Linked DNA regions of Homo sapiens: region 2 is linked to region 1. The links are chromatin loops, found by intact Hi-C in ENCODE. Cell type or tissue: IMR-90. All regions are shown on one strand. Links, peaks and the distances in the headings refer to the core of each region. The heading gives the core; the rest is flanking DNA.

Region 1 (2,918 bases), core at 284-2,783:
CATGCCTATAATCCCAGCACTGTGGGATGCCAAGACGGGAGGATCGCATGAGCCCAGGAGGTCAAGGCTGCAGTGAGCCGAGATCGTGCCACTGCACTCCAGCCTGGGTGACACAGCGAGACCCTGTCTCTCTCTCTCTCTCTCTCTCTCTCTCTCTCACACACACACACACACACACACACACACACACACACACACACACATCCCCTGAAACAAAAGAAATCCCAAAACTTTGGCCCAGGAAATCCTGAAGGTCCCTCCAGTGCTGACATTCTAAGACTCTAAATCACCACAGCACGTCTTGGGTGTTCTTCTGGCCTGAGGGGTAACTTGATGACTCTAAGTCAAGTGATTTGGAAAGCTGCCCACTTTACTGCAGTCCACTACAGGCTCCAGGCAAAGTTATGGGGAGAAATTAGGAAGCTGCCATTCAAAGTTAGTCTTAAGGGTGTGGGTAGGGGTAATAGTCTCCAGAGTCCAGGTGCCCCCTAGTGGCCAAAGGCATAAAGGGCTGTGGATAGAGTGTTCCTTTGGGTCTAGATTGGTATCCATTTAGGGCAACCAGTTCCAGAGCATGGTTTTTCTCAACCATCCTCAGAGACTGTGAGTTTGTGGGTCGGGGGAAAGGAGGATGAACCTAAAAACCCTTTATAGTTCTGGCCATTATACCTGACCAGGCTGTATTCCTTCTTCAACCCAAAAGCAGAATGATAGAAAAAGGCTCAGTAAATCCTGAGCATAACCCCAAATTCAGATCAGTTTGCTTAACTCCCAAGTCCTCTCAAGAAGGGGCTATTGGTGGCTCATCAGGTTCATTTTCCCATCCTGACCTGTAGTCTCAGAAGCAGCTTTCCAAACAAATAACCACTTGCTAGTTCAACAGCACCAAGGGAGCCTGGGAAGGTTTTAACACCTCCTCTCATAATTTACATTAGTACTCACATATCCATGATATTGACAGTTGGTGTTTTCTCAAATTTAGGTAATATGCTTTTGCAAACACATCTTGAAAAACCGTTCCCTAGTCCCTTCTTCCAACCAGTACCCCCTGCCACCCTTAAAAACTGTCTATTTGGAAATTCCGAAGCCATTTCAGGCTTCATGTAGCACTCATAACTCTTTGCTTTGGCTAGCAAGGTGTTTTCAAGATTAAGGTATATCAGGCACCAAAAATAATAAAGTAGGAAACTCCAGATCTACATTCCTCCTAAAAAGAAACTAATGCGCTAGAAAAACTGTCAGAATCAGCTTTTGAAGGACGCTGGAATCTAGTCAAAAACTTACAACAAGGGGAATACTTGGTGAAGAAAGATGTTGCTTTGTGGTAAGAGACTGTTGTGGCATTTTAAATCACCCACTTATCATCCCCCATGCCCTAGATCAGCAGTGGCTGTGAGGACAGTAGATGGCACTCTTGGTGCAAGTTGCTAGTTCCAGAGGGAGCAATATGAACCTTACTCTCAAAGAATTGTGGTATGGGCCTCCACCAGCCTGGAGGCTCCCTCAAAAACTGGCAGGAAGGTTTTCCTATGTTTCACCTGACTCAGAGTGTTTGCAGGGCTCCAGTGGCTTCCAAGGAGGCTGTTACTGAAAGTATTTAAAGGCACAGGTATTGGCTGCAGCAGCCTGGGGTTAGGGATAACACTTGAGACAAATGATAGACACACCTAGAAGCCTGGGAAAGAAGAGATTGGGACTGAAGATGTGTATGGGAAAAAGAATTTTTAAAAGCTCCTATGTACACCAGGGAATCAATAAAGCCACAATCATTCCCAGGGGAGGACACATGCTTGAAAAGACTGGAGAAGAACCTAAGCTTTCACCTCAGGCAGGCCTTCAGGCTCCACATATGCAGGAAGGGAAAGCTGAGGCAGAGTTAGGGCCAATATGTGGAGACTGGGATAGTACTCTTTCCTTTCTTGTTTTTATTTTTTAAAATTTTTATTTCAATAGTTTTGGGGCAATGGGTAGTTTTTGGTTACATGCAGAAGTTCTTTAGTGGTGATTTCTGAGATTTTTGTGCACCCATCACACAAGCAGTATACACTGTGTACAATGTGTGTAGTCTTTTATCCCTCACCCCACTTCCACCATTCCCCTAGTCCCCAAAGTCCGTTATAGCATTCTTATGCCTTTGCATCCTCATAGTTTAGTGAGAACATACAACATTTGGTTTTCCATTCCTGAGTTACTTCACTTAAAATAATGGTCTGCAACTCCATCCACGTTGCTGCAAATGCCATTATTTCATTTCTTTTTATAGCTGAGTAGTATTCTATGGTGTATATATACAACATTTTCTTTATCAACTCGTTAGTTGATGGGCGTTTAGGTTGGTTCCATATTTTTGCAACTGCAGATTGTGCTGCTATAAAGATATGTGTGCAAGTGTCTTTTCCATATAATGACTTCTTTTCCTCTGGATAGATACCCAGCAATGGGATTGATGGATCAAATGGTAGTTCTGCTTTTAGCTCTTTAAGGAATCTCTGCACTGTTTTTCATAGTGGTTGTACTAGTTTACATTCCCACCAGCATTGCAAAAGTGTTCCCTTTTCACTACATCCACACCAACATCTATTTATTTTATTTTTAAATTATGACCATTCTTGCAGGAGTAAGGTGATATCACATTGTGGTTATAATTTGCATTTCTCTGATAGTGATGTTGAGCATTTTTCATATGTTTGTTGGCCATTTGCATATCTTCTGTTGAGAATTGTCTATTCATGCCCTTTGCCCACTTTTTGATGGGGTTATTTGTTTTTTTCTTGCTGATTTGTTTGAGTTCCTTGTAGATTCTGGATGTTAATCTTTCATCAGATACATAGTTTGTGAATATTTTCTCCTACCCTATGGGTTGTCTGTTTACTCTACTGATAATTTCTTTTGCTGTGCAGAAGCTTTTTAGTTTAATT
Region 2 (2,918 bases), core at 224-2,723, 67 kb after region 1:
TAACCCTTCTCCCATCAACAAGCTTCCTTCACTTCTTCCCTCCCACCTCCCTCAAAATCCCCTATGGATAATGGGATGATCTTTGTCTTGCAACAGGGCACTATAGACGACCAGGATGGTCCATCCTTCCTCCACCACTAGTGACAGCAACAAGGCTAGCTTGGGGAATTTTAGCATCGCTCAAAGCCATGACTAATAAATAGATAATTTAAGCAAAACTCATGCACTTGCTATGCTAGCAAGCATCAAGGCAAGTCCTTTAGTCACCTCCTTCCAACCAAATTGCTTTCCCTAAGCCCTTTCTATTGAGAAATTATGGACCCTCCACCCCCATTATATGCCCCAGGGCCTAGCACAAGGGCTGGCTGGCACATAATAGATGCTCAATAAATATTTGTTGAATGAATAATGGCCGAACAGATGAAGACTAAACATACCTAAAAGCTAAAGGAAATAATGCTAGCTGAGTCAGGAGACCTGGATCAGCCACTAATCCATCTTGTGACCTTGAGCATGTTCCTCTCTTTGGGTCTAAGTCTCTTCCTCTGTAGAATTTTGCACTGAACTCAGTGATCTTTTAGGGGTCTTCCATTTCTGGGAGTTCATAATTCTGTGATCCGTACTCTTGTACCAAATACCACTTGCCGCCACCACCCCTGCTCTGCCCCGCCCCACCCAAAGAAGTAAAAGAAACTTCCATCTAGTCATCAGATAGTATTGGGATCATGCTGATAGGGAAAAGAATATAACTTGGGGTTTTGGACCAAGCCAATATCAGAGAAGCCACTGCTTCCCATTATGCCAATGGGGATTGCTGATTAGGTCTCACTCCTATGACACAAAGGCACAACATTCAAGGTCCTCCGCTCCTTGCCTCCTCTGCCTTGTCTTTGATGTCCCATGAGAAGTATGTTGACCAGACAATATCCCCTTGGCTCTGGTAGTGGTTGGAGTCAGTAAGCTGTTGGAGATCTGGGAGTCCTGGTCATTGCAGAACAAAATTCTTGTCCACTGTTATAAGCACATAGGTCTTGATTTTAAAAGTCTTATGCAGCCATAAAAATATACACAGACCAACCTGCCTGGGATTAAAGGGAACTAGGCAGAAAACCAGAAAAGGTAGAGTCTCTCTTAGTGGGCCTTTCCCTTTTTGTCTCTCTGAATTGGGTTTCCATGGGGATCTGTGGGTAAAACACATGAACTTTAAACACTTTTTAAAAAAACTTAAAATGACATTTAAGAGACCTCCAATATTGGAAATCTTTTATTCTCTGATTCAAAATATGTAACCAGTAGAAAGGTGGTTTGTTTCGTATGTGTTCTTTTAGTGTGATGAGTCAGGCTGAAGCTGGGATTGGGCAATGACTATGTGAGTATGTGGTGAATTTCAGAGGGGAAGTGCTGTTTGAGGAAAGGCAAAGCATATTTATCAGACAAAGAATGTATGAAGCCTAAAGCATGTGTTTAATACTTTGAGAAGCTGGTTACTCATACCTCCCTCCTCCTTGACACATACAGTTAGGCTCCATGATCAAACATCAGATTTAGGCTAGACAATCTTTGAGGTTTGTTCCAGTTCTGATGTTTTTTCTCTGACTGTGTGAGATTATTCAGACTTGCAAGTGCACTTTTCCAATGAATCCCCTGTGGTTACTTTCAATGTTTTATTCCAGGCAAGGAACAAATGACTGTAAAGTGGCTAAACCTCAGTAGGCTTGGCCATAAAGTGACACGGAAAATTGATAGTTAGTGATGGGCCATGAACTATGAAGTAGGGTGAACCCTTTGGATCCTCAGGACCCAATAGCTCAAAAATAGATCAAGAAGGAAGTGTGTACATGAGGGAAAATTGCTTATAGTGATGTGCCTATTTGCATTGAAATGTCATCCCTTGGGGGGTCCCCCCACCTGTCATGGGACAAATGTCTTATAGAAGAATGTGACAGCAAATGTGCCACACTGATCAGATGCTTTTGGCATACTTGAACCTTCCTGGTGTTATAAATAGGAGGGAATGAGCCTGGACTTAAATATGTCATGCTGTCAGAAACAGAAGGGATGTGCTACCATTAATAAGGGGCTTAGAGGATCCTATAGTTAAGAGCCAAAGAAGCCCTCTATTTCGAGAAGGGAAAAGTTCAATGACTGTCCGCTATCAGAGCACAATACGAGCTAAATTACTAGCAGTAGGTTGGTCCTTGACCCCTTTGGATCATAGGGAAATGATGATAATAGAGTTGGCAAGCCCCCAAGGCGCCCTCCAGACTGGACATGCATGGAGGCTGGGTCAGCCAGTTTCCACCACACTTCCAATTGCCAGTGTACTCTCTTCCTTGGAGCATTACCACCACACTCTCAGCAGGGTGGATTTGGGAAGTGGCCTGGAATATGGCAGGCCTTCCCTCTCATCCTGCTGGGAATAGTCTTGTCCGTTCCCGTTCTAGGAAAGAGAAGCAGAGAGATGCCAAAGGCTCAGGTACCTGTTGAATCAGAGAGTGAGCAGTGAGCAACACAGAAGGGTGAAGGCCTAGAGCATGTGGGGACCTCAAAGGTTATCTAGTAAAATGTTTTCCAAAATGTCCATTATAACCCATGAAATTAATTTAGAAGGTCACAATAAGCATTTTAAAAATAATATGCACTAGAAAATTTCAGAGTTTGTCACGCAGAGTAGGGATAATTAGTTTTGTGAAATTTGCTTGAGGTATATATAAAGATTATATATATAGTTTTAAATATATATCAGTTATATATGTGTACATTTTACATCACGACACATATGTGATGTATACATATACATTATTGCATATATAGCTATACACAGATATATAAATATACACAGGTCGTCCTTCACTGACGGTCACTGACATAGTTTCAATTGTCCTCAGCCTACAGTTCACTCTCCTCTGGACACAGTC

The links. A loop is a pair of places that touch in the nucleus more often than their neighbours do. Peaks named below come from ENCODE experiments on the same cell type or tissue, not always from the same donor. Only the 100,000 strongest peaks of a DNase experiment are listed, where the experiment ranks them.
Region 2: a loop joins it to region 1, with 13 times the contacts of the local background. A loop is called at or near these places in 15 of 110 quality-filtered maps.

What each region holds. Positions count from the first base shown.
Region 1 is chrX:74,382,387-74,385,304 of GRCh38, forward strand. No RefSeq gene overlaps it. Among named protein-coding and RNA genes, the nearest start is that of SLC16A2, 38 kb to the right of the region's middle. RefSeq lists an enhancer at 1-105. In IMR-90, for the core only: CTCF peaks have their summits at 488 (motif pointing left) and 1,405 (motif pointing right); DNase peaks (open chromatin) are centred at 415 and 1,405.
Region 2 is chrX:74,449,868-74,452,785 of GRCh38, forward strand. The region is part of intron 1 of SLC16A2 (solute carrier family 16 member 2); the gene reads left to right. Among named protein-coding and RNA genes, the nearest start is that of SLC16A2, 30 kb to the left of the region's middle. In IMR-90, for the core only: no CTCF peak of the experiment used is centred there; DNase peaks (open chromatin) are centred at 224 and 1,434; H3K27ac peaks cover 414 bases.